Linked DNA regions of Homo sapiens: region 2 is linked to region 1. A link is a loop called in an ENCODE intact Hi-C map of the cell type or tissue named here. Cell type or tissue: sigmoid colon. All regions are shown on one strand. Each heading gives the region's core, and the rest is flanking DNA. Links, peaks and the distances in the headings are about the cores only.

Region 1 (16,440 bases), core at 4,117-12,116:
ATGTAATTTTACTTTCCTTCCAAGTTCATGCACACCCTGAATTCTGTCTCTAGACTCCTTTGGGGGGGTCCATCAAGCTCAAGTTAAAAACCTTTGTAAAGAGAGTTAGTGAATGAGCTGGTTTAAAATTCAGGCCTCCTGTCTCTAAGTCTCTTGTTACCTAATTCTACCTTTCTCTCTCTCTCTCTCTCTTTTTTTTTTTTTTAGTAAAGGGGATTAGGTGGAAGAGATAGAGTTTTTATTTAAACCGCTAGACTGAGTCAGTTCTAAAAAGAGAGGGGCAAGAGGGTTGCTTATGTAGGAGTTTCCAAAGAAAAGAGGATTTTGATTGTGACCCTCCCCTTTTTTCTCCACCCTGCCCCCCAACAACACCAGCACCCATACAACCATATACAGCAAATGATGTTAGAATGCTTTTCCCTTTCAGCAGAAGACATTACTTTAGAGAAATAATTGTTGTTTAGAGCTCTCATGGAAATGTGGCTTTTTTTCCCCCCAGACAGAGTCTCGCTCTGTTGCCCAGGCTGGAGTACAATGGCACGATCTCGGCTCACTGCAACCTCTGCCTCTCGGGTTCAAGCAATTCTCCTGCCTCAGCCTCCCAAGTAGCTAGGATTACAGGCGTGTGTCACCATGCCCGGCTAATTTTCGTATTTTTAGTAGAGACAGGGTTTCACCATGTTGGCCAGGCTGGTCTCGAACTCCTGACCTCACAATCTGCCCACCTTGACCTCCCAAAGAGCTGGAATTAGAGGTGTCAGCCACCACATCCAGCCCAGGAAATGGGGATTTTAAAGTTTTTTCAGAGGGACTACTTTCTAGAATTTGCTTTTGAATGCCTGGAGAAGCAGAAAAGCTGCCAGCAGAGATTGAGTCAGTTGGATATAGAGTGGGAGTAACCTAGCTCAAACCACTCATTTTGGATTTTGCAAAAATTTAGTCACTCTTCAATTTAGAGGGGTGCTTACCAGAACATGCCTTATGATAAAGCTTTAAATAGACAGGTGCTAATATACACATGGTGACTAAGAGATGGAATGAAGGAAAACAGTGGCTCAAGTTGTTAGTTTCCATCATAATGAAATGACAACAAATATCAGATGATTACAATATGCATACACAAATACAGTAAAATAATATTTAAAAATAAGAATGGAATGTGTGGATGTGTGGCAGAAATCTGCCATTAATTTGAAAACTGGGGCAAGGAGATTTCTGGGTCCTCCTCTGAACTTTGCCTTCTTTCCAAATCACCTCTATCATGTAATATGGTGCAGCTTGTTAGAGTAGTAGGGCCTGGGCACTGGTTTAGAATTGGTCATCACTTCAGTACTGGAAATTAGAAGGTTAGAGAAATCTTTTTAAATGACTGTATTTTGTGAATTTAAAAATTCAGGGAATTTTGTATTTCTTTTCGTCATTAACAATTTTCTGGGCAGTATACTTTGCATGCCAAAACATTAGAGTCAAAAGGACAAAATATTTAAAGTTGACTCTCTCTGGAAAATCCAGGTTAAATGGTCATTATAGTTATAGATTTCAGGGAAAGTATCACAGATGAAGGGAACTGGGAGTGCAGTAAAAAATGGATAGGAACTGGGGAGGGTCCAGAGCAAAATCATCATTCAGGATTCCAAGCCAAAGCAAGGTCATGGGGTCAAGGTCCAGAGATTTGGACACACACTCTGAACAGGGATCATCAGTCAGAAACCAATAGACAAGAGACAACCAGAGGAGCTCAGAGGCTCTGTGGGGGACCAGGATAGGTAGCCAAACATCCAGGGCCATACTCCTTAACTGGAGCTCTCCAGGGATCGATGGAGGGAGGCAAAACAGGCAAGAGAGCAGACACGATGCTTGCTTAAAAACAGCTCCTGCCTCAGGTCTAAAGATTTACTGTGATTCTGATTGGAACAGAACTTAATCCCTACTTGGCTAACTTGAACCTGCAAATGGGAGGAGGAGGGAGATGGAGCAGAGGTCCCAGAGTAGAGGAGGAGATGGAGATGAGCATCAGCTGCTTCTGGTGGGCAAGATCCTGAGAGATCACTATATACAACACACACACACACACACACACCACACAGAGTTGTATATACAGATAATAATAATGATAGCAAAAATAATAGCTGATGTTTATATAGCTCTTATGTGTTACTGTTGTTAGCACTTTATAGATATTAATTTAATATTTATAACATACCTACTAAGTGCTACTTTTTTTCTATTTATTTATTTTTTAACTGGGACAGGACTATTGCAGTAAGTGGTACTATTATTATGTTCTATTATTATGTACTATTATTATGTTCACAAAAATGTTAAGTGATTTGCCCAAGCTCATATGACTGGTAGGTGGTAGAGGTGGATTTCAAGGTAGACACTGGCTTCAGTCTCTGTCACTACTTCAGACTTCTTGGTATATGTATGTGGTGTATACACACCTGTACACACAGGTGTGTGTGTGTGTGCATGTATACACATACTTTTACATACATATGTATGTATATATACACATGTATAGATACAGTAGTGTCTATATGTATAGATACTGGTGTACAAGTATCAAGTGTGCATATCTCTTCCCAACTCCATATTCAGGGACATCATATTGGCAGCTTGAAACTGGCCATAGTGGAAATATTTACAGTATGGAAATGAGCAAAGGCAATAGATCAGGATTTAATTTTTTTAAGAGTTGATTTATCAGCACCCCACTGGATATACATATCACACAGACACATACATCATGTGGATAGACATATGTAACATAGGTAACCAAGAACATAAATAAATTAATTCGCATCTTAAGCCACAAATTAAAAATATATTGTCTTTTCTTGACTGTGTAATAAATATTTTATTTTGACCTACTTTCCCTCACACCCAGTCTATACTGATTAAAAGATCCAATAAAGAGATTTCCTTATAAGATACTTGTTATAAATGTTAAACTAAATTTCAGTATAGAAAATAATGCCTTGCTACTGCTCTGTAGACAACACCTTATGACAGGTCTCTATCAGTCTGAAATCTGCTATGTTGTTTTATGAAAAATACTGATTTTTTTAAAAAGCCCTGATGGTTGCTATTACTGTTTTTTTTTTCTTTTCAGGTAGACTCATGATAGAGTCAGTAGTGAAAAAGATACATTACAATATCTATTTATGGTTTTTGATGAAATGTGCTTATAGGTTGCTGTTAATTTTAAATAAAACTTATTGCCTGGGACCTGCATGACTTTTTTGTTTAACTTAATAAAATCTTCTGGATATGGATTAACCTCCTTTGCTCAATATTTGTTATTGTTTCATCTGCAGTGAAATGGGAACTGTACACATTTTGTAAGTAGGTTGAAAGGCTTCTAAATCTCACTCTACTCTCTTGGAGTGAGCCCCATTATATGCAATCTGATTTTGTGATTTCCTGAAATGGAAATCAAACCTAAAGAGACATTCTTGGCCGGGCGTGGTGGCTCATGCCTGTAATCCCAGCACTTTGGGAGGCCAAGGCAGGAGGATCACAAGGTCAGGAGATCGAGACCATCCTGGCTAACACGTTGAAACCCTGTCTCTACTAAAAATACAAAAAATTAGCCGGGCATGGTGGCGGGCCCCTGTAGTCCCAGCTACTTAGGAGGCTGAGGCAGGAGAATGGTGCGAACCTGGGAGGCAGAGTTTGCAGTGAGCCGAGATCGTGCCACTGCACTCCAGCCTGAGTGACAGAGTGAGACTCCATCTCAAAAAAAAAAAAAAAAAAGAGACATTCTTGTCACCTCATACAACGTGGCAATAGTAGGCAGCTCTCCCTGTGCCTACTGGATTCTCTTGGTCAAATGAGTGTCACACAGTGTGCTCAAGGCCAGCACTCTGTCTGGGGCCATGAGAATGTGAACAGATTTTGCCCTGCTGCTCCAATGGCAAGAGGATGGGGTCAGTAGGTAATATGTTGGATGGGATCTTTGTTATCTCAGCAAAACGAAAGATGTTAACTCTTCTCAGCCTCATCTTCTCCTAATGTCTGGTATTCTGTATTTAACAAAACATATCATGGGTAAAACAATCATCTGAACAAATTCTGGGCACAGTCATTATTTGTAATCATGCTGAGATGCAATGGAGACCATATGACTGCCCTCTGGGGTTATGACTGCATCTCTTCATCTCAAAGGACAGAGCTGAACACAACTAGCTTATTATTATTATTTCAAGTTTACGTGAAAAAGCGTCCTTGTGCATGAGTTAGAGGCAAGCAAAGCTCAAAGTAAATATATTCATGTATTTCATAAACATTAATACGTTTCAAAAATACTGAAGGAAATCAAATCAAAATAAAACACAGCTTGATAGAAATATTATGCTAAGTTTTATCCCCAACCCAGTTGAAGTGATCTTTAAAAAACTTCAGTTTATCATATACTGCCTTTGGAATCCTAAAATTGTAGTGGAATTACTTCAGAAGCCCTAACATGTTACAGCAAATCTATTTATCTTGATAGATAAAGTTATTACAAAATCACTCATAAAGCCAGTTGCCTGGTATTTTTTCTTGGCTTTACTGGACATAATCAATTGACAAAGTTTGGGAAGACCTTATTAGTAATGATGGGTACCGTGAAGGTGTCATTTTAAGAAAACTAGAGAAGAAAAAAAACATTGAAAAGAGAGGTAAGGCAAGCAAAAGGATTCTAGAGAATACCAGATAACTAATTAGAGTTTGAGGGTGGGGGATCAGTTGGAGTGTTATTTTTGCTGACGTGAGTGATGAAACTTCTTAATTTTTTTACGGGAAAATAACCTTATAATTTATTATTATTAATTATATTTTCTTATTCTCCTGTAAGGAAGAAAATAGGATAATTCTTCATGTGTGTATATATACACATATATATGTGAGGAATTACCATCAAGATTGCATTTAAGCCTTTTGCAAATTTGGAGTATCATACTTTCATTAGAACGTCCATTATTTCTATGCAAAGAGTGGGGAAATGTCATGGACTTGCTTGACCTAACTAGGTTATTGATATATCTAAAGTTTAGGTATCTAAATATAGCACACAGCACAGTGCATGAACTCAACACTTAAAAATCTGACTTCAGTGACATTACTGTTGTGTCATTTGCATCTAGCAGATTTCACTATTATCATACATGCCGCAATTAACTAGTCTTCAAATACTATAATGATGTAATTTTTGATGTATAATTATTTTTAAGTTTCTTAAGACAGTTTCTTTGCTTGGATGCTTCTGGTGTTTTGAATCCTAGATTGAAGATCTAATATAATTTGTTTTATATATGCCATTATCAGGATGTGATGGGTACAGGAAGGCTAACCCAAAAGCAAAGAAATTATATGGCTTTCAGAGTTCAAATTTAGAGTCCCTACGTAATTTACTGGAACAGATCTATGCAAAATCATCCTGAAGAGACATGGATATTTGGTCAGCAGAATTGGCCTGTTATTTGATGGAAGGGGTGGTGAGCTGTTGAGGCATAGAAAAAAGACGGCCTCCAGGACAAATGTTGACAGTGTTCATCCAAGTGCTGTCAGGGGGAAGAGAGTCCCAGCCAGCCAAATGCCTCTGACGATTGCAGCTCCACAGACAAGGACATTTTCAAAGTAAACATGGATTTGGGAGATCATAGCCAATGAACTTCCAGTGTTCCCAGCTCCCCTACCATGATGTGAATGTCCCTATTGTGGGATTAATACATCAGACTCTGATAACCTGATCCCTTTAAATGTTGAACTATTCTAAAGCCTCTGGCTCTGCTTCATGTTCACCAAGCAACAGTCTAAGGAGGATCATGAAAGTCTACTTTAAAGAGGGGACAGTGGGCTAGCCATATGGATGTAACCCATTGCTGTGACATTTATTGCAAATTAATAAAGTGGCTTTTGTAGTTTGGTAGGGTAATTTGTTAAAATATTAATTTTATTTTATCCTCTCTATATTTTCCTCTTCTCTGCATTTCACAAGGTAGTGAGGCTTTATAATTTCTTATAATAAGAATGTTGGCAGGACAAAAATTAGAAGCAGCTTCAAGTTAGTGGTTTTCCTCAGCTCTGGAAAAGCTAAGCTGATTGACTAGATGTTGCTGGATTTCTTGGAGGGTTGAGACAGAAATGATCTTAGAGAGGAAAGAGGCTTCTCTAGGAGTTTCCCTGAGGCTGGAGAGGGTGAGATGTCAGAGCACAGAAAGATAGCAAGACCTCAGAGAGCAATTGGAGTGCCCATGGAGGCTGGATCCTCAGCACGAAAAGTTCCCGAGTCCGAAGCATCACAAAAGCCACAGTCTCTACTCCTGAGAGTGCCCTTCAGACTACAACAGTGGGTGTCTGGACAGTAACCAGACCAACAGTGCCTTGGCAAGGAATTACTTAGGCTGAATTTCTCTCCAGCTCATATGATGGGGATGTGGAGTTCAAAATAAGTTGATTTAAAGAAGAGAGAGAAACTTGTTTTTTTCTTGCACATCTGAAATTGCGGCTGAGATTGTCACACATAGTACATCAGTCCTGTGAGCTCAGTTAATATGAATTCATGCTAGGAAATCAAAATTTTGAACCTGAAAAGATAAGGGCAAGACAATTACTCTATGGTAATAAGTGCTATTCTTTAACAACTCTTGAAAATATGCTACTTGCCTTCTTGAAGCAGTGAGCATCTGCATTAGAGTCCCCCTGGGCCCCTTTGCCTTCACCAAGTTTTGCAAGAGCAAAACTTGATGAATTTCTATAATTTCTACCAACATCCCAAATGTTTAATTCTAATTTTATACAATACACAGTTTGTTAAATAAAGGTAAACTTTAATCCCTAATTAATGAAGTTTTATTATAGAGCTTATATAACTTTTTTTTTTTTTTTTTTTTTGAGACAGGGTCTGGCTTTATCACCCAGGCTGGAGTGTAGTAGTGCTATTATCATAGCTCACTGCAGCCACAATTTCCTGGGCTCGAGCAATCCCTACACCTCAGCCTCCCTATTAGCTGGGACTAAGGCATGCATCACGACACCCAGCTAACTTTTTACTTTTTGTAGAGATGAGTTCTTCCAATGTTGCCCAGGCTGATCTCGAATTCCTGGGCTCAAGCGATCTTCCTGCCTTGGCTTCCCAAAGTGCTGGGATTACAGGTGTGAGCCATTACACCCAGCCTATAACATTTTTTATAAGATACATTTTTTTGGAAACTTTTTATTTTAAAATTATTATAGATTCATAGGAAATTCATAGTACAGGGACGTTCTGTGTACCCTTTATCCTGTTTCCCCCAATGGTAACATCTTACATAACTATAGTACAATATTAAATTCAGGAAATTTATATTGGTACAATCCATTGAATTTATTCAAATTTCACCAGTTTTTACCTATACTCGTGTGTGTGTGTAGTTCTATGCAATTTCATCACATGTAGTAAATTGATGTAACAACAGTAAAAGTCAAGATACAGAACTGTTTTATTACTACAAATATCCCAAATGCTACCTCTCTATGGTCACACCTGTACTGCCCCCAACCCATCCCTAGTGCCACTAATCTGTTCTTCATCTCTGTAATTTTATCATTTTAGGAATGTTAGATAAATGAAATCATACAATATCCAACCTTTGAGATTGGCTTTTTTTTTTCACTCAGCATAATTTTCTTGAGACTCATACAAATTGTTGCATGTACTAATAGATTGTTTCTTTTTATTACTGAGTAGTATTCCATGATATAGATGCACCACAGTTTGTTTAGCCATTCACCCATTGAAGGACATTTGGGTTGTTTCCAATTTAGGCTACTACAAATAAACTTACAATGGGTATTCTTGTATAGGTTTTTGTGTGAACATAAATTTTCATTACTCTGGGTAAATGCCTAGGAATGTGATTGCTAGATCATGTGGTAAGTATAAGTTTAGATTTTTAAGAAATTGCCAAACTATTTTGCAGAGTGGCTATACCATTTTACACTACCACCAGCGATATATGAGAGAGTCAGTTTTCTCCACAGGCATTTAGTATTGTCATTATTTTAGCCATCCTAATAGGTATATAATGATATCTCATCATGGTTTTAATTTGCATCTTCCTAATGGCTAATGACATTGAACATATTTTATTTGCTTATTTGCCATTTGTATATCCTCTTTGCAGAAATATATTTTCATGTCTTTTACCTATTTTCTAATTAGATTGTTTCCTTGATGTTGATTTTTGAGTGTTCTTTATGGTCCTTTGTCAGATGTTTGGTTTACTATATTTTCTGCAGTGGTTTTTGGTTTGCAGACACCTTCTTTCAGCCTGTGTCTGTCTTCATTCTCTTAATGTGATATTTTACAGAGCAAAAGTTTTAAGTTTGATGAAGTCTAATTTATCAATTTTTCTCTTAAGGATCATTTCTGGGTATCATGTTGAGGAACTCTTCACATTGCCCTAAGTCCTGAAGGTTTTCTCCTTTGTTTTTGTGAAAACATTTTATAGTGTGACATTTTACTTTTAAATCTGTTATCCATTTTGAGTTAGTTTTTCTATAGGGTGTGAAGTTTAGGTTGAAGTTCATTATTTTGCCTATTGACATCCAGTTGCTCTAGCACTATTTATTGGAAGACTATCTTTTCTCCATTGAATTTTTTTTTGCAACATTGTTGAAAATCGGTTGGCTATACTTGTGTGATATATTTCTCTATTATATTTCACTGATCTATGTGTCTATCTCTCCATCAATATCACACTGTTTTCTTTACAGTAGCCTTAACATGTAAGATTCACTTTTTTTAAAAGTGGATTTTTTAAACGGATTTTTTTAGTGCTTATATATGCCAGGCATTGTTCTAAGTACTTCACATGCATAACTCACAAAATTCTATGAGATGGTATTATTAGACCAGTTTTATCGATGAGAAGACTGAGTACAAAGTAGTTAAGTAACTTGTTTGACAGATAGATTTGGAACCCAGGCCAACACTCTTACTACTATGCTTTATTGCCTCTCTAAACAGATTTTTATTTCTTCATAGAGTTGCTTTTACTGAGCACTGCATTGGCATTTTGCCATTCACCTATGTTGAGAGACATGACAAGAAACAGCTCTATGAAACTTATTGTTGCATTTACTGTTGGCAAGTTAAGGAGGATGTGGTTCACTACGTCACATGTGTCCTCTTTAGGAGAACAGATGGGAGAACTGTCTCTCAGATCGCAGTACCAGGAATAGCTATATTTCTCCTGAGTAAGTGGTTTGTTTTTATCTCTTGGACATTGTGAAACCATGTAAACAATTACATTTCCCACTTTATGCTTGCTGCTAAAAAGCTCAGAACCAAATTTTCAGCCTATCTTTAGCAATGATGTGTACTGGATGATGTGCATTACTTCTGACTTCATCTTATTTTTTTCTACCCTAATTTTCCCTTCTCTCTTATTTCCTCTTTAAAATTTTTTTTGCTTTAGTCTTTTAAAAAATAGAAACATACAAGAATTCTTCAGGCATCATATCTAGAGGAATAAAAATAAAAGAAAAAATATATAAGCACATAGCATAAAAAGTCAAATCCAAGGCTTTTAACAACAAAAAGAAACAGTATTTTGCTCACTCTTCCCCACCTCTGTGTTTTGCTCCACACAGCTAACTGTAGTCACATCTTTAGCCATTTCTTCTGGTGCTTGTACTTTTTCTCTCTTGACTTTTCAGTTTTAGATATCATCTCTTGATTTCCTACTATGGTGGTTAGGATCTAGTTTTCTTCTACCACCCTCTCCAACATAAACCCTTCACCTATCCCCATCCTCCCATTACATCACAATTTCAGTGTTTAAATTATTAGGCCTAAGAAAATATTGTTCACAGATGAACTGCTTGATGTTCACTTCATATCTGATACAATCATTTTGTTTTCCCTTTAGTTAATAATTGTCTTTTTAAAACATCAATGTTCATGAATTAATCACTAATTTCTCCCTAGCCCTCTAACAGAATTATAAATCTCTCCTTCTATCAGTTTTGTTTTCTCACTGACTTCTCTTCTGGATGTCACCCTGGGGACCTTCCTTGTCCGGCTCTGGTCTGGGTTGTTGCTGTCCAGGGCAGCTCTCCAGCTGTTTGAGATGCCCCCTTTTCATCATTTTGGGAATTCCTCCACATCCCCCTTTTGTTGGATCTCCTGTTTCCTTAGATCTCCTATATTCCTTTTGGTTTACTCACTGGGTTTGGTGGAGCTTATCCTGCAATAGCTTCCTGAGAAAAAGTTTATGGAATGTGTATTTCTTTGAGACCTAGCATGACTGAAAATGTTTTAAATTTAGCATTGCACTTGAGTGAAAGTCTGAGTATAGACTTCTAGGTTGGAAAAATTTTCTCTCAGAATTCTAAAGGCATTACTTCTTTGTCTTCTAACTTTCCATGTTGCTGTTGATATGTTTTACATTAATAATATTTCCTACGGGACATGAAAGGGTTTTTTCCCCTCCTCTCTGGAAAGTTTTGGAATCTTCTTTTTTTAATGTTTCATGATGATACACCTTAGAATAGTGTCCTTTTTCATTCTGTATGAGGAATGAACGTCAACACAATAGGCCTTTTAAATCTGAAAACACATTTCCTTCAGCTTTGAGAAACTACCATGTGTATTCTTTTTTAAAAGGCCATATCAGCTTCAGGCATCTTATTTTAGTAATTCCCTCCCCTCCACTTTCTCTGCTTACTCTTGAGAAAAAATTTTTTTGACATTTTACTTTTAAATCTGTTATCCATTTTGAGTTAGTTTTTCTATAGGGTGTGAAGTTTAGGTTGAAGTTCATTATTTTGCCTATAGACATCCAGTTGCTCTAGCACTATTTGTTGGAAGACTATCTTTTCTCCATAGAATGTTTTTGACATTTTACTTTTAAATCTATAGAACTGGGGGACTTGCTCTGTTGCCCAGGCTAGGGTACAGTGGAGCAATCATGGCTCACTGTCGCCTCCAACTCCTGGGCTCAAGCAATCCTTCCACATCAGCCTTCCAAGCAGTGGGAACTACAGGTGCATACCCAGCTACTTTTTTTATTTCTATTTTTTGTAGAGATGGGGGTATCACTGTGTTGCCCAGACCAGTCTCAAACTCCTGGCCTCAAGTGATCCTCTTGCCTTGGCCTCCCAAAGTTCTGGGAATCCAGGCATAAGCGACTGCACCCTGCTCATTCTTTCTAGAACTCCTGATTCAGTTGTTGGATCACCTGAACTGACTTTCTAGGTTTCTTATCTTTCCTTTTTCTTCTGGGAGATTTTTTTAACTTTATCTTTTAATTTTTCTTTTTTTTGAGACGGAGTCTCACTCTGTCACCAGGCTGGAGTGCAGTAGTGTGATCTCGGCTCACTGCAACCTCCGCCTCCCAGGTTCAAGTGATTCTCCTGCCTTAGCCTCCAGAGTAGCTGGGACTACAGGTGCACAAGCGCACCACCACACCCAGCTAATTTTTGTATTTTTAGTAGAAACGGGGTTTCACCATGTTGGCCAGGATGGTCTCGATCTCTTGACTTCGTGATCCGCCCACCTCGGCCCCCCAAAGTGCTGGGATTACAGGCGTGAGCCAACGTGCCTGGCCATCTTTTAATTTTTCTACTCAATTTTAAAATTTCTGCTATCACATTTTTATTTCTAAAAGCTATTTCTAGTTCTCTGTTTTCCCCTCACTCCTAGAGGGGTGAGGGAATTCATCATTCAGTCTGTAGACTTCCATTTAAATCCCTTGTTTTCAGTTGTGTCTAGCATATACTGCCCAGAGCGTTTGACCCAGCCTTTCATGAGAATAAACCTTCAGGCTTTTTCCTGGGTAACAGAAGAGCAGTCATTTGACAATAGTATGTTGGGAAGAAGATCTGGGGATCTAAACGGTCATTATAAAGCTTTCAAATAATCTTTTCTTTCTACCTACACCCCACAATTCCATCTTCAGAGACATCTGGTGCCTCCAATTGCAGAATTGTCCAGGGTTCCATGGTGCTATTTATCGTCCTTCTTTCAGCTTTCTCTGATTTGTCCCAGTATGAGTGAATCTGAATCCTGATTCAGGAGCAAAACAAAAGTTTGAAGTCAAAGCCAGAGAAATGGTGCCGATAGTCAAATACAAACGATGAGCAAAAACAAGAAAGTTTCTGCAAGTGGAAGGATAATCATATTAAAAGTCACAATCTACCTTGGCATGGTGGCTCACGGCTGTAATCCCAGCACTCAGGGAGGCCACGGTGGGGGGACTGCTTAAGGACAGGAGCTCGAGACTGGCCTGAGCAAGGTAGTGAGAGCCCATCTGCACAAAAAAAAAAAAAAAAAAAAAATACTGTGCATGGTGGCACACATCTGTAGTCCCAGCTGCTAGAAAGGCTGAGACAGGATCACTTGAGCCTAGGAGATCAAGGCTGCAGTGAGCTATGATTGTGCCACTGCAATCCAGTCTGGGCAACAGAGTAAGCTCCTGTCTCTAAAAAAATTAAAAAACAATAATAAATAAAAGTCACAATCTTTGTCTACCTTCTCTCTACATTTCCCTGTTTGAAAAGACTCTGCTTTGAGATAATGTGCTAAAGAGGAGCTGTAGTTCCCTCTACTGACCCAAGCTATTCCCTGAGGGAGAAGCAAGGCTATAAATGGGAGAACGAATTGCAAGATCAGAAACCTGGAGGTTGGGGAAAAGTTGAGATGTGTGTCCAGGCTTTAGGACTAAGGTCAACAACAATGTGAGGACAGAGAAGATCCAATTTTATGTGGTTTTTGATTTAGAAGTGCACAGGAGGGCCTGGTGTCTTAAAGGAGCCACTGGGAGGGGGCTAGGTTGTGGTTTCCATCCTCCCTGTCCAGTTGGTCTTTGAAGACTGGCTGGTTGATAGAAATCTACTGGTTAGGAACATTCCACATTACTACACGAAATATAGTGGGCCTTTACAAAACTTGGAGGCGTTCCTACACAAAGAGAATGCTGTTAATAAACTCTCCATCCAAGGGCATGAGCTCTGGGTTGTTGGTCAAGTGGGATGTGCTGCAAGACTCAGCCAGACCACCAATTTGCTGCCAACCTTGGCCCCTGGGGAAGTTTTGAGAGGGAATAGTTGTGTCCTTAATATCACATTTAATAACCTTAAATAAGCATAGGTATAGCCTACCTTTACTTAAGAGATGACTCAGAGTTAGTGAGCAAGAAATTTGCTGAAGGAAGGAGAGAAGGAAACAAAAAAGAAAGGAAGCAAAGAACTTACTTTCCATTTACAGCTTTATAATTCAGAAATTGGAAGGTGTAAATCACGAATACAAGGATTTGCTGTGAAAAGGTGTTGAAATCCCAATGGGAAGCAGAAGTTGAAGATGTAGTGGGTTAAGGAAGGAACTTTCTAATCATGAGAGAAAAGGGCAAAGGAAAGAAATAGAGAAACAAGATGGTGACTGCTAGCCAGAGGAATTTTAGTTCCCTTCCTCCTGGCAACACTGGAGAGATTCCCACAACCCTCAGCATCCGGAACTTAGTTCACAATGGGTGCGGGCAGATAAGTGACAGCTAGTGGGACTAGTGGCTTTCTGGAAGGATGGGATGGAAAAGCTCAGGACTTAACACAACCAGAGAGCAGAAGGGGATAGAAAATGACCACTAGACGGAAGCAGAACTGAAAGGCTGGCTGCTTTTGGTATTTAGCACATGCAAGGAGGGCTGGGTTGCAAGGAAACAAGGTGTCCATGCTGCTGGTGAGGTAAATGAACTTTACAGACAAAGATGACCCAGGGATTCTTAATATCTTTATACAGTCAAATGCTTAGAGCTTTAAGTGTTAGTGTCTTCTGTTAAAATATAAACACAAAAAATGAATATAACTGTTGTATCCTGAGTTCCCTAGAAATAGACTCTGAGATGGATATTTGCAGGCAGGGAGTTTATTGGAGAGTGCCTAGGGATTCAATATCAGGGAAAGAGTGAAGGAAGTAGGATTGGCTAGAAGAAGTTAAACTGCAGTAGGGTCACAACAAAGGTCTCTTGGCCAATCCTACAGGGAGCTCTGGAGTTGTCCTGCTTTGAAGCAAAGAAGGCTGGGCCTTAATACCTGGGCATGGACTAGTTATTAGATATGGGCTACCTATGAACTTGGGCAAGGTGACTCTCTTTAGCTGAAAACAATTATCAGGAGATAAATTATATGAGAGCTATCAGTGGCCAATATTCCTAGTAGTTGTGGGAATGACTGCCTTAATCCAACCAGGGGATCTGAGTGGCAAACCACAGCATTCATTACAGCCAATGCTTTGTGTTGGATCTACTAATTTTGCACAAGTTCCAGGAACAGTTCCTCCAGTATCCTGGTTAGACTCTTTTTTCTGGGTAAACTTACAAGCAGAAAGTTAGTGGGGTAAACTAGAACCTTGTTACTGACCTCTGGTCTGAAAGTTGCCACTGATACTCATTGTGTTCCTGTTCTACAACCCATTTTAGCTTCACTCACCCTCAGCTCTGCCATCCAGGTGGTTTACCTGGTGGGTTTCTGGTTACTATGTCCTTCTTGGGCCATGGCTGCTGCTCCTGCCTCCATTTACCATCAAAATTGGGCAAAGTGATACCAAGAGATGTACCAGTCAATCACCAGGACCTCCAAACCCACAAATCCCAGGGTTGCAGGGATAAGAAGCACAAATAACACAAGTGGATCACTGTGAGCGATGGTAAGCAGGGCCCAGGGCCACTCCTACTTCTTACTTTTGGTTCCCAGACTTATGTGTTGTACCTATTGAGAACACATGCCCATATAATGATGGTAGATTTAGAGTGTATGCTGCATCCTGGAAGATATCACTCTATCTTTGCAGGGTATCACCTATAAAGTAGCACCTCAGTTGCACCTGCAGAAGGCGATTTCATTACTCTGTCAAGCTGACAGCTTCTGTACACAGAAGCTGTATGGTATGAAACAGGAACAGTGGAATAATTTTGGTTTTAAAATATAGGCATATAATCATAGGTACATACATACGATATGCAAGCATAAAATATATGAAAGGAAAATTTTAACAGCAGTTAACCTTGGATGATTGGATTACAGATGAACATAATATTTTTCTTTTCATGTATATGAATATTTTAATATGTATCACAATGAACACATATCACTTCGTTGCTTAGAAAAGGAGAAACTAAATAAAATGAACATAAAAATATTAACTGCTAAATAAATCACAATTATTTAGAAAATAAAAAGAAGAGGAAGGTTGGGAATATGTCACATTATGGGAAAACTCAGATAGATTGCATTTGCTCTCTTTATGTGGCATTTTCCTTCACCATGCTGACTCAAAACAGCTCCTTCAATATCCGTTGAACTGAGCTTTGATCATTGCTGCTTTATAACATTACCTGAGACTGTCCAGTCCACTATCTATACATCTCCACATAGTTGCCTGCTAATGTGCCTGAAATGCCTAACTCTCCTATCCCAGTCTGTATTGGTCCTGTTCCTGGAATCTATTTCCTGTAACTACAACTGCATCTGCCTTTGGCTTTTGCAGTCAGCTGGTTACCACAGTGACTAGTGTCACTGATTTCTTTCTGGATTTCTGGTAACAGATTTTCTCCTTTGTGTGTTTGTATAATTCTTCTCAAATCTCTTTGTAGTCCTTCCTCAATTGTCAACCCTCCTCACTCTCATGTTACCTACCCACCCATTCCCAACTCCACCTGGACTGTCCTAGTCTCAGCTGCATCAGAAAGTGTGGGATGATAGACTATCTGCTCAATGTAGCCATGCCCTGCGCTGTTTTTGGGGGCACAGAGGTGGATACCTGCACAAAAGGACAACAGCTTATGATTTGTGCACTCTAGTCCTAAACTAAACTAAACTAAATTAAACTAAACTAAACTAAACTAAACTAAACTAAACTAAACTAAACTAAACTAAACTATAAACTAAACGAAATAAAGGGCAGTGTTGAAGCTAACAATGTATCAATCAGGGTCTAATCAGGAAATTAGAAATCACTCTAGATACCTTAAACAGAAGGGATTTAATTCATGGAATTTCTTACACAGGTGTTGGAAAGCTGGAAAAGCAAAAAGAGGAAGCTAGGAAAACCAAAGATTCATATTTCAGGAAGCCGCTTCTACCTTTAAGACTGGGAGAACAAAAGTGAGCCAATGCTATGAACATCCTCCAGAGCTACCACTGCTTCAGGGCCTGAGACTGTGGGAGGTGGGATGAGGTGTCCCCCAGCTAGTGCTTAGATCTCAGGGAGCAGGACCATGAAGAATTCTTGAGATATGAAGAGAGTTGCCATGGTTCATAGTTTCAGAGCAGTGAGGTCCAGCTGTTCTCTGTTACTGTCATTAGATGAATTGAGAAAGCTTGTTATAGCTTTTTTTCCCCCTTGTACATGAGCTACTTTGAAGGAGGTCTCTGTGTCTTGCAAACCAAAAAACCTTTCCAAGGCACCCAATG
Region 2 (13,588 bases), core at 5,138-13,137, 67 kb after region 1:
AGTATGATGTGGTGTGAAGTTTTATTATGAAACTTATGTGTAGTTCTGCTTTTCACCCAGTTGTGTCATAGGAAAACAAAACATTCATTTCAGTTTTTGCTAACCATGGTGTTTAGAATAGCAGAAAAATATAATTTGTATTTAAATATTATGTAGTGTAACACACAATTCTCATAAGATGTTGAAATTGTAGTATGTATTGATTCATAAGTCAGTTTTAAACTATTTCCTTACTTTCCTTCAATTGAAAGTATGATCATATATGTATTATCGTGTACAATATATCTATATAAAATATATACATTTAAAACAGGAAAGAGACATTTAATTATCATATAAGCAGTTTATCTGCATTAAAGAAACATTAGATAAAGCAGAAAATTAGAAAAAAAATGTATGGAGCAGTTTCTTAATTCATTCTACTAGCAACTGATATTGTGCTAGGTGAAAAGAAAAATACATAGATGACTAGGACATAGACTGTACCCTCTAGGAAAGAGATATAAATAAAATATTTTTTAAATATTCAACAGAAATTTAAAATTTGTCAAGCATTTTTAGTATCCTCTGTATCTTCCTGCTACCTTTAACTTAGTCATTTAGAGTAGGCTATGTTTACCCAGAGATCATATGATCTGTGGGTGACTGGGCCTGGTCATAATTTAACTTGAGGTCCAGTCCTCTTTAGACCATGTGCCTATACTTCCTTCCTTAGAAAGGGCAGGAGTTAGGAAGAAATCTTTCCATTTATTTTGTGGGCCGGGCGGGCTGGGCAGATGAGTGATAAAAGATGCAGTGTCAATGGTGCCCATTGAAGACAAGGAACTACATTAAGATGGAGATAGGGAAGGAACATGGTTATGCAGTGTATTAATGACTCATTCCAAATTTCACTGGATGGACAACCACCAAAGCAGAACATTTTTTCTAAAGTTATTTTGAATAGAGGATTTTAACAAATAAAGTCTGTAATAAAGTTAATAATGTAAAATACAGTAATAAAGTCAATAATTTTAAATAGGTTTATTAAGTCACATATTGGTCATGTATAAAGTTAGGAGTTAAAAATCAATTTTTTTTTAAAAATTGAGATGGAGTCTTGCTCCAGGGAGGCAGAGGTTGCAGTGAGCCGAGATGGTGCCCAGGCTGGACTGCAGTGGCACCATCTCGGCTCACTGCAACCTCTGCCTCCCAGGTTCAAGTGATTCTCATGTCTCAGATTCCCAAGTAGCTGGGATTACAGGTGTGCACCAACATGCCCAGCTAAATTTTTTGTATTTTTAGTAGAGACGGGGTTTCACCATGTTGGCCAGTCTGATCTCAAACTTCTGACCTCAGGTGATCTGCCCACCTCGGCCTCCCAAAGTGCTGGGATTATAGGCGTGAGCACTGTGCCCAGCCAAAAATCAACTGGTTCTACTGTGCCTCATTATGTGGTATTAAGGACAGACTTCCATTGGTTTCAGATAATCAGAACTATATTTCTGAGATTTCAAAATAATTATGTAGGAAATTACACAAAAGAAGTAAAGTAGTGAAACCCTATACCTGTGCTCATTTTATACAGCAAAGAACTGGAAGAACAGTATTTCAGTTCTTTTTAAGTAAGGTGGTTGAGGCCTCTGGACACAAAGGAGAAACAGGCAGTTGTCTAAATAATTCTGGCATCTTCCACAAATGAAACAAAAGTAGACCATTTGTAATTCTCTTGATTACAGTTTTTCATACATTTATATATGAATATCACATTTATAACAAAATCAAAATTACTTTATCACACTCTGCTGCTTTCATTTATCCTTCTACCTATCCATTCATCCAGTAAATATTTATATTGAACTTACTATGAGAAAAGAACTCTGCTTGTCACAGTATTATCAAATGTCTCAGTTGAAGAACAATTGCATGTCACTGGGATATGGGTTTAAATAATAAAATGAAGCTTTCATGGAAAATTTGGATATTATTTACAAAATAACCAAGTGTTAAATATAACAAGCAAACAGTACTCAGTTTTAAAAACTGAGGGTTGTTTGTTTTTTTAAAAAATACTCCTAAACTACCATGCAATTCTGAGTTAGGAGTTTCTATTATTAACAAACAGATGAAAAACTCTCCCCTGGTAAGAAGTGTCATCAGTGGATTTATTTCTAACTCTGTGGTTTATTTCATTATATGATGAGTAACATTTTTTCCTTTGTTACAGAGGTTGAGAAAAATTTGGTGAATATGTTTCATATAAGCTGAAAAAAAAAACCCCAAATAATGAATTGTTCTTCTTCAGACTGTATATCTGGCTCCTAGATCTCTCTTCAGAGCCTGGCCTTCTACTGTTCATTGCCAACTAGATATTTCTGTTAGTGATCCATAGGCATAATAAACTCAGTACGCAGAAAGATGAAATCCATGCAGTCTCACACAAAGCTACTCTGCTTGAATTTTCTCTCCTAATTAATAGTACCACCATCGATCTAGTTTCTCAAGCTAGAAATTTGATTCTCATCTAGAGCCTGCCTTTTTCTGCATTCCTCATAGTTACTAGGTCATCCAGTTCTGTTCATTAAATCTTCAGAAAATGCCTAGAATCTTTGCTTCCTTATCACTGCCACTGCTTTAGTTCCATTCACCTTTATCTTGCCTGGACTATGGCAAAGATCCCCAAAATGATCTTCCTGCCTTTAGTCTTTCAGTACTCTAGTCCATCCTTTACACTGCCATTGGAGGGATCTTTTTCTAACTTAAACTATGCTCATGTCACTCTCTTTCTCTGAAAGTTTCTGAGCGGATCCTCATTAACTACAGGATCGAGTCCAGTCATTTTAGCATGGCACTTAAGAGCCTTTATAATCTGATCCTAACTTTTCTTTTCAGACCCATCTCTCCAAAAGCATCATGTGCTTCTGCCAAATGGGATTGCTTGTCTGAATATATAGCCCATGCAAGTTCTTTTGTATATCTATGAGATATTGACAATGCTATCCTTTTGCCTAAAATGTCTTATTCACTTCTCTATTTGGTAAACCCCTACTTATCCTTCAGTGCCTATCTCAAATATAACCTCCTTTAAAAGGTCTTTTATGAAATCTTAAGAAAGTGTTAGTCCCTTCGCTTCTGTGCTGGGTTGTTCTTTGCTGGCCACTTGAGATCCCCTCTCCAGCATTCTCTACTTGCCCTGCGTCCTCAGAGGTTGACCTCTTTGGATGACAGTAACAGGTTTCCTTGTCCTCTGACTTTCTGGTAGATTTGAACAGTGGGACACGCTGAAAGAAACTCAGAGGACAGAAGAGTACAATTGTAATATTTTCCTACATCCCTCTCTTCCAGGCCTTGGATTGGCAGGGGCTGCATTACCTGAAACAGAGTTCCTGTGAGGTAGCTCTCTCCTATAGCTTGCTTTCTGAAGTTTGGTAATAGCTCTTTCCCTTTGTTTCTTCAGGCCTAGGTGTAGGAGCAATTTTCACTGTTGATGCTTCACTGTCCTTAACTGCCTATACCTTTGTAAATAAATTCCTTATTAAACTCTCTTTAATCACTCCTTTTCAGTATGCCATCTGTTTCCTGTCCTGACTGGTCCACTTCTGTGGTACCATTTAGATCTCTTTTTAACTGTACTTAATACTTTGTATTCCAATTGTTTTAGCCTACCTGTTTGTTTCCCTCATTGAACTCCTGAAAGGCAGATCTGAATCCAGGGAAAGAATCATTGTGACTAGGTGGGAAAGAGCCTTCTCTTCCTAGGAGGGTTTTGCAAAGACCGCAGTAGGACACGCAGAGGCCAGAGCAAGAGGGGATCTCTAGAATGTGCAGATAACCTGAGGGACATGGGATTAATCTTTGAGAATCAAGTAAAGAGCTGCCTGCCTGCCTTACCCATGGAAATCAGAGGCATCAACCTCAAACCAATTTGGGCTGAAGTCTGAGATGCTTGGCCTGGCATCTGGCACCTACTGATACAATCTTCCAAATTTCATCCAGTAAAGAGCCAAGAACTATAAACAAAAGGGCAACGACTGTAAGAACTGTGTAAGATTTCTTAAACTTCCCTAACTATTGGAGGTGAGAGTTGGAGGATCCCAACAGTTTTTTTTTTTTTTTTTTTTGAGACAGAGTCTTGCTCTGTCACCCAGGCTGGAGTGCATGGTGCCATCTTGGCTCACTGCAACCTTCACCTACCAGGCTCAAACTATTCTTGTGCCTCAGCCTCTGAGTAGCTGTGATTACAGGCAAGCACTACCATGCCCGGCTAATTTTTATACTTTTAGTAGGGATGGAGGTCTCACCATGTTGGCTAGGCTGGTCTCGAACTCCTGACCCAAATGATCTGCCTGCCTCGGCCTTCCAAAGTGCTAAGACTACAGGTGTGAACCACTGTGCCCGATCAGATCCCAATAAATATTAATAACACTTTTTCCTGCTTGAGTTTTCAACAAATTGAGAAATAAGATTACAATAGATAAAGGTTAAAATAATAATAATAGTAATGATAGCTCAAACTTCTGGAGAAGTTATTTTGTAACAGGCACTGTTCTATGTGCTTTAGATATGTTAAATCACTTAATCCTCACATCATCCTGTGAGTAGATACTATTAGCCCTATTTTGTAGGTGGAGAAATTGAAGCCCCAGGGAGGTTAAGCAACTGACCCAAAGTCTCATGGCTATTATTAAGTAGCAAACCCAGGGTATGAACCAGTTTGGCTCCAGAGTCTATGCACCTAACCACTACATTATATTGCCTCTTGAGAAATAACACATTTAGTACAGATTAAACTGATGGTGGAGAATGTCGTTTGTATCTATGAACAAAAGGGATTCCTAATAGTGAACCCCTAGTCACAGACAGTGCTGGACTTCTCTAGGCTTCCTTACATGAAGCCAGTCTGTGAAAAACACAGGGCATGGAAGAACAGAAGTTATCTTCTTTTCAGGCTGCCTGCTGAGAGTGGGTGTGGAGGGAGAAAATAAGGGGCTTGTGTTGCATGCCCACTTTCTTTTTTCATACTAATCAATCAGATTAAGTAATTTCTCCTTCTCTGGGAAGGAAAGAGTTGAGGGGTGGACAAAGTTTAGGGAATACCACACTAGTGGAATCTTCTCCATCTGGAAGGAAACACCAAAAATTGGGAAGGGATATTTCCCCCAATGTAGCATCCCTATATTTATTACTGTTAATTTCTTTTTTTAGTTCTCAATATCAATGCTACATTGTACTATAATCATTTGCTTGTCTGTTTCTACTTCCCCCTTCCTTCCTCAACCATGTGATTCTTAACAGCAGAAATCTTTTTCTATTAATCTCTGTTTCTCCAGTGACTGGCACAGGGTAAGCACTCAATAATTGCTTGTTAAATGAAAGAGTGAATAGACATTTCTCTCTAATTCTGAGAGAATACAGAAGTAAGAATTTAATACACACTAAGACTGTTAGCTCAGAAATAGGTTAGCTGCTTCAGAAAATCAGCTACTTGGTTTGAGTTCATCTTCAGCCTCTTTATTGTCCTTTTTTTTTGAAATATATATATACATATATATACGTATATATATATATGTGTGTGTGTGTGTGTGTGTGTGTATATGGGGTTAACAAGTGAGCTGGACAAGCTGAAAGCTTCTTACTGTTACCGCTGCTGTGACTCATGGCTTTACTGAAACTGGAATCAGGAGAGGTGTAAGGAACAACACAGCCTGGGAGCTTGGCACATACCTTGATTATTCCTTGCCTAGGAGAGAGAAGTACAGTGTGGAGGACATGGGCTTTGGTGTCAACCTGGTTTTGAAAATCTATTTTGCAACTTACTAGCTGATGACTTTGGCCAGATTATGTTTGTAGCATAGAAACTATGTTCTAGTAGTTTTTAGGCAATTTCCTTCTGTGAGGACATCATTTGCTTTTCAGAAAGATTCCCATTTGACCGCTTTTATGGAATTACTCATGCTCTAGCCTATGGCCTCCTTTTCCATTTTTGAAATATGCCTGCTTTATCTTCCAGACATCAGATTCTGCTGTCTGATAGCATGTAATTATCGAGAAATGTGATTATTCCTCTTACTTCTTTAATTTATCCTGCTTTTCTAGCTTGTGATTGTATCTCAATTAACTATTTCCTTAGTTACTGATTGACTTAATGGAATCCAGCTTCATTGACATAATTTGTGAACTTTGGCTACCACTAACATCTGTTTGAACCACAGTAGCCTGTCAAATTGCCCTGATATGTTTATTGCCTCTTCTAGAACTGCTGAAGTTTACTATCAATGGTCACTTCAAAAATGAATCAGTTATTTTAGCCTCTCAGTAGAGTTATCCAAATGTAATACATGTTTCCTTGAACAATCAAGCCTGTATGTTTTGTACCTGGTAACACATATTTCTGGGAATACTATATGGAATTATCCAAATCCTAAGCATCTAAAGGAATTGTCATTTATAAACCAGGACACAAAAATTAGTATTTTAAAGATGTCACCAAGGCCTGGTTTTCCAAAACTGAACTCCTACTGCATTACATTATAGACAAATGACAACTTGTTGTTAACTGGCTTCCATTTATTATTCCTTTCATGGTCCTACTATTCCAATGAGTTAAGTTCATACTGTTTTTCAAAGTTTGATTCACAAATTCAGAAACTATTCCCTGAAGGATACTAAACAGTAAGTAACAGTGACATTTGCTCACATTTGTGTATGATTTTACAGTTTATAAAGTATTTTTGCATCCATTTTCTCACTGGATTTAAGTTCTGTAACAGATGATCTTATACAGGCATATCTTTAAGCTACTAGAATAATAATTCTTGGGTTGATATTTTTGACATGCTGGTATATTTCTGCCTCCACAGCCATTGTGCATTCATTCATTATTCCTTCATCTAGCATGTATTGAATCTCCCTTTGTATTAAGCACTGTGCTAGAAATTCTGGAAAAAAGATGAATAAACATGGCCCTTACATTTAAGCCAGGGGGAAAGACTTAAAATTAATCAACAAAAATATGATTTAAAAATACTGTAATATAGGCTGGGCATGGCAGCTCACGCCTGTGATCCCAGCACTTTGGGAGGCGGAGGCAAGCAGATTGCTTGAGCTCAGGAGTTCAAGACCAGCCCGGGCAACATGGCGAAAACTTGCCTCTACAAAAATAAAAAAAATTAGCTGAGTGTGGTGGTGCACACCTGTGGTCCCAGCTACTTGGTAAACTGAAGTAGGGGAGCCAGGAGATCGACACTTCAGTGAGTTGAGATAGTGCCACTGAACTCCAACCTGGGTGACAGAGAGAGATCCTGTCTCAAAAAAAAAATCTGTAATATAGATTTATACCACATAAAGAGCTAAAAGAATACACGAAGAGGAGAGGTTAATTCTGGCTTAAACCTAGGGTGACTCAGCTTCAAAGAAGAGGTAATTATAAAGAAAAACAAGTAAAAGCCTGAAGAAATTAAGATTAATTTAAATTCATTTAAGTGTTTTTTATATCATATAATAGATTGCTTTCCTTGAGTGTGTGGAGACAGTATAACAGGAGCAAGAGTTGTGATGTCTAACGGGCAAAATAGGGTGTCATAATTTCAAAGAGGTTAGAAATCACTCTCTTAGTACCCTCAAAGTTTAAACACTGGATTACTCAGACCTTGTTATGTGTAATTTCTAGGTGATGAGTACTGGGAAAAATTTGTGCCAAATCAGCATAACTAAAGGGCTTTAATAGCAATCACTTACTTATCTTTATTGTAATAATCATGATAAGGTGACTATATGGCATCAGAACCTAGATAAGTATTTCCCATTTCATAAGTTAGGGCATTTTAAGTTGTATTTTTTAAGGATATTGAGCAAACACTTTTAATTCTCGTGTACCTAACAGTAAGGACAACAGTGATTTGCTTTCTTCTTGGTTATAAACACTCGTGTGTGTGTGCGTGTGTGTGTGTGTGTATGTGTATGTGTATGTTTAAAGGATGTTTTGAGCATTATAACATACCCCAAAGCTCTACCTGAGTTCTTTTTAAAAAGACAATTACAACAGAAGAAGAACAAACAGGATTTCCTCTATAACTAATATTGACTTAACTTTATAGGGTCCTAAGCCTGAACTCCTCTGTTTATTCATGAAACAGATCCAGGCTATTGGTCCATTTGAATTTATTTCCAAACTTCACAGTTCAGACTGTACAGCCAGTTTAACTCTTGGCTTTTCAGGTGACTTCACTTGCAAGGGTTATAGAAAAGGCCACAGCAGTGTTGGGATGTTGCAAAAGAAACCCATGCCCTGGCCCATAGCCCAGTAGACTAGAGTCCCTCAGCAAAAGAGAGTTTCCACTGTTTATACTTGGGAATTATCCCTGGTTTAGCCTTTGTCTCAAACCATCTGGATGTTAAAAGTGCTAATAAGCAACTGACTTACTGGAGGAATAAATTCAATCTAGTGATTCTATTCTGGAAGGCTCTGTAAAGACAGAGATACTGGCAATAAAGCAGCAAAGCAATTTCCCAAGTTTTGAGGTCGTCTAGACCTAGTTGTGAGATATTGATAACAGAGTGGCCACTGGAAATTCTTCATAGTGGCTCAACTTTTTTTGTAGATGAAAGAATTCATGTTTAGATCTTGTCCAACAACCCACTTCCTAGCTTTCTTAAAAGTAGCAAGTGTGGATTCTTTCCTAGAGACCCTGAAATTATTTCACAGCTCTCATTGTGAAAATTGTTGGGAAAGTTTTATGAGACTTGGGGTTTCCTGAGAGTTATCAAGATCATTTTAAATTTGACCACAAAGCTAATGTCAGAGAATAGCAGCTTTAAGGCCTCTCAAATCACAGTATTATACAAGAAAAAATATTCTTTTTTCTTCTAATGAAGAGTAGGGGTGTGTATGTCCTGTTATTATACCTTTTCATTTTCCTGTATTAGCTGTTACATTGACCTATGTCAGAGATGAAAACTGTGAGTGTACTTTTAATTAATTTTTATATGGAAATAGTCATTTAGGTAATGGAAAACACCATTTTTGTGAAATGGCTAGTGGGCATAATTGCACTCATTCATTTTATTTCAAGATCATGTTTTGCTTTATTAGTAAAAAGCATTTGTCAAAAATTTTAACTTTGAGATTTTTCTGAAATTATCTTTCTTTTCTTTTCTTTTTTTTTTTAATTTGAGACCCCTCCGTCACCCAGCTGGAGTGCAGTAGCACCATCATAGCTCACTGCAGCCTCAACCTCTTGGGCTCAGCCTCCAGAGTAGCTGGGACTACAGGCATGCGCCACCACCCCCAGCTAATTTTCAATGTTTTGTTTTGTTTTTTTTGTAGAGATGGGGTCCCATTATGTTGCCCAGGCTGGTCTCAAACTGCTGGGCTTAAGCTGTCCTCCCACCTTGGCCTCCTAAAGAGCTGGGATTACAGGCATGAGCCACCACATTTGGCCCTCAAAATTATCCTAAATATAGCAATGCTAGTAATGAATTGGCACATAGTAACCACCTTTTTCTCTCCACTAGCTATGAAAGTGTCTGTTTCTATAAGTAATTCTTTCTTTCCAGCTTTACAATCAGTTTTCTTTTGAGTTTTCCTTGGAAACCTCACATTCTCAGAAAAATATTGCAGACTCTTTCACTTTAAAGGCCAACACATGTCTCTCATGTTTCATTTAAACTTATGGTCAAGGAGTTAGCTTAATGTCAATCTCTCTATCATATCTGATGGTTCTCTGCGGCCTGGAAAAATACAATTGATAAGATTTACTGAATGCTTTTTATGTGCCAGACACTATTGTAAACACTTTCCATTTAGTAACTCATTTAATCCTCATAACCCTATGAGCTAGGGTCATCAGCTAAATCAACCTGTTAGTAGGCATCTTCTTGAATGTCATACTGAATTTATTAATCCATTCATAAAATACATATAGAATACCTGCTAGGTCCTAGATGCTCTAGACAGAAAAGTATGTAAGACTGGGTACCTATGCAGACTTTCAGGAGTTCGGAGTCAAGCAATTAGTAGCCCCAATTGCAGTTGCTTTGCCGGACACTGTGTGATTAATAGAACAGATTAATGAGGTCTCAGGCACATGGTATGTGGCAACTGATATGATAAATACATTCTTTTCTATTCCAATTAGAAGAGAGGATCAGAAACAGTTCACATTCCTGTGGGTTAGATAATAATTTTCAATTACACTTTTGACTTAGAGCTATGTTAATGTTCCTGCCTTCTGTCATAATATACTCTGAAGAAATCTGGACTGCCTGAACATTCGTCTGATACATTACATTGATGACATTATGCTGATTGTTTAGAATGAGCAAGAAGGCACTAGTATGCTAAAGGCCTTGGTAAGACACAGTGTTCCAGAGGGTTGGAAATAAATCCTATGAAGATTCAGGGATTTGAAACTTCAATGAAGTGTTTTAGGAATGCAATGGTCATAAACATGACAAGATATCCCCTTCAAAGTAAAAGAAAATTGCTGCATCTTGCGTGTGCCACCACAAAGAAGGAAATGAAGTGGCTGGTAGGCCTCTTTGGGTTCTGGAGGCGGCGTATTCCAAACCTATGAATACTGCTAGATTGAGTGACATAGAAAGTTGCCAGCTTTGAGTGAAGAGGTCCAGGCTGCACTGCAAACAGAGCTGCCACTTGGGGCATACAATCCAGCACATCTCATGGTGTAGGTGACAGTGGTGGGAAAACATGCAGTGTCTTACGGCAAGTATCATTGGGAGAATAACAACATAGGGCCCTGGAATTCTGGGGCAAGGCTATGCCATTTGTAGCATAGAATTATATGTCTTTTGAGAAAAAGCTCTTGGTGAATTACTGGGACTGGTAGAGGCAGAGTGCTTCACCATGGGGCACAAAGTGACCATGGGTCTAGAACTGCACATTACAAGTTTGGTTCTGCTGGATATGTTAAATCACAAGGCTGTATAGGTCCAGCAGTAGTCTACTTTAATATGGAAAATTACATCAAGGATTGAGCCTGAGAAGGACAAAGGACATGGCAAATTGCATGCGCAGGTAGCTCAGACCAGCATGTCATTCACAACAGCTGAAATAACACCCTTCCCTAGCTTGTTCCTATGGCCATATGGGGGCCCCGTAAGACCAACTGAAGTAGAAGGAAAGCTTAAGCTTGATTTTTGGGTGGGTCTGTTCTGTATGTGAGTACAAGCTCAAAATGGACCATGGCTGCATTACAACCACATTCAAGGATAGCCTTGAAAGACAGTGGAGAGGGAAAATCTTCCCAGTGCGTGGATCTGTAAAAAGTGCACCTAGTCATTGACTTCTTGTGGAATGAGAAGTGGCCCAGTATATATAGACTTGGGAAATAGCCAATGTCCTGGCTGTCTGGTCGGGGCCTGGAAAGAAAATAATTGAAAGATTTTAGAGAAGGAGTTCTGGGGTAGAGGTATGCAGGTAAACATGAAGAGTTTAGTGTGACATATTATGGCCCAATAGAAAGCATCTACCATGGAAGAGATTGTGAACAGTGAAGCAGATATAATAACCAGACCAGTTTATATAAGCCAGTCTTTGTTGTTGGCTACCCTGAAACTGACATTTTGGCATAAGAAAAAAGTGGCCATGCTGCCAGAGACAGGCTATGCATGGGCCCAGGAGCATGGACCTCCCATCACCAAAGCTGACCTAGCTTCTGCTGCTTCTGAATGTCCAACCTGTCAGCAACAGAGATCAATGCTGTTATATCACTATTTATTAATGAGACCAACTGGCCACTTGGTGGTAAGTCAACTACAAGGGCTAGAGGGTTGTTTTCACCTATTCTGGGTACAGGCTTGTCTTTCCTGATTGTAGTACCTTAGCCAGCACCATAATCCAGGGGCTTAAAGAATGTCTGATCTATGGGTATAGAATACCACACAAAAAACATTTGAACAGGTGACCCATTTCACAGTAAAGGAGATGCAGGATTGAACTCATGACCATGGGAGCTCTAGCTATATCTTCTACAACAAAATCATTTAGAAGTAGCCAACTTCACAGAACACTGGAACAGCTATCTAAAGGCACAGCTGAAACGTCAGCTCAGAAGCAACACTCTCAAAGGAGGCAGTGCCATCCTTTGCAGAGAGAAGCTCAGGATTATTCTTCTTCCTTTAGCTGGTCGTATGGGAACCCTTTCCTCTAGCCCCATTTTAGCCAAAGGTACCAACTGGGAAAGGGATGCTGTTGCAACTGTGGTAGATGACATGGGGATCTGAGCTAACTCAGAGACCTCTATATGGTACCATGTCATCAGCAGGAGGAACACAATGGCCATCGATGGGTGTAATCAGGACTAGCCCTATCTACCATCACTCCCAATAACTCTCAATGGGGGATTTTGGGCTCCCCATATGTGCAACTCTGGGCTCTGCAGGGCTGGAGGTCCCGAGAGGGAGTGCACTCTTGCCAGGGGACAGTGAGTGTCTCATTGAACTATATGTTATAGATACTGCCAGGGCAGTTTGGACACCTCATGTCCAGAGACCTGCAGGCAAGAATAGGGTCACATCTTGGCAGGGGTAATCAACCCTGATCATTGGGAGAAGGTAGTGCTGCTTATAGACAATAAGGATAGGAATATGTATGCAACTCCTATGTCATCTACTTGGAAGCCTGCTGGTACTCCTTTGGCCCACTGTAGCTGTGAAAGGACATGTACAACGACCCTGACTTGAAAAGGGTATGACTGCCAAGAGCTCAGACCCATCAGGAATGAAGGTTTGGGTCACACCACAAGGTAAGCTACCATTACTTGCCAAGGTGATAGCTGAGGGTTGAGAGGACTTGGAATGGATAATAGAGGTGGGAGAAGTTAAGTACCTTGTTGCAGTCTCAAGCCCAACTGCAGCAATGGGGCTCCAGTTCATCTCACTAACTTCCTTCTAAGTTTTCCCTCAGGAAGAAAAGCCCATAGGAAACATGGAGGATGTGTTCCCTAAATTTGCATAGAGAAGCAGATCTGTCCAGAGAAAGAGGTGGACTGTGGCAATCAAGAAAATTTGTCATTCAGCCTGGGTGTGGTAACTCATGCCTGTAATCCCAGCATTTTGGAAGGCCAAGGCAGGCAGATCACCTGAAGTCAGGAGTTTGAGACCAGTCTGGCCAACATGGTGAAACCCTATCTCTACCAAAAATACAAAATTAGCTGGGTTTGGTGGTGTGTGCTTGTAATCCTAGCTACTTGGGAGGCTGAGGTAGGAGAATCACTTGAACCCGGGAGGCAAAGTTTGCAGTGAGCTGAGATTGTGCCACTGCACTCCAGCCTGGGCAAAAAGAGTGAAACTCCATCTCAAAAAAGAAAATTTGTCACTCAAATCTTCTGCTATAGGGAACATAATTGACTACTGGACCATTACTCTTCTGGATCCACCCCTGTTTCAGTACTGAGGCAATACTTCTTTTGGGCTTCTCCTAGTCAGTAACAGCAAGGGTATAATGTAGGCCCATTCCTGTGAGATGAGGGACTCCTTTTAATAGGAGACTTTGGCTTGAGGACCTCACATTGGCCTGGTTGACACTTTCTTAGAATGATGCTGTAGTATAAGGCTCTTTCTACCTAATCCTCCTTCCTTTCCCCACTTT

Evidence for each region. Hi-C counts contacts between places; a loop is a spot of excess contacts. Peaks named below come from ENCODE experiments on the same cell type or tissue, not always from the same donor. Only the 100,000 strongest peaks of a DNase experiment are listed, where the experiment ranks them.
Region 2: it touches region 1 in a loop (2.8-fold over the local background); 3 of 110 quality-filtered maps call a loop at or near these places.

Annotation. Positions count from the first base shown.
Region 1 is chr11:14,545,960-14,562,399 of GRCh38, forward strand. It overlaps a transcript of PSMA1 not described here. Among named protein-coding and RNA genes, the nearest start is that of PSMA1, 34 kb to the left of the region's middle. In sigmoid colon, for the core only: no CTCF peak of the experiment used is centred there; DNase peaks (open chromatin) are centred at 6,322 and 9,090; H3K27ac peaks cover 201 bases.
Region 2 is chr11:14,612,152-14,625,739 of GRCh38, forward strand. It overlaps a transcript of PSMA1 not described here. Among named protein-coding and RNA genes, the nearest start is that of PDE3B, 25 kb to the right of the region's middle. In sigmoid colon, for the core only: no CTCF peak of the experiment used is centred there; a DNase peak (open chromatin) is centred at 8,270.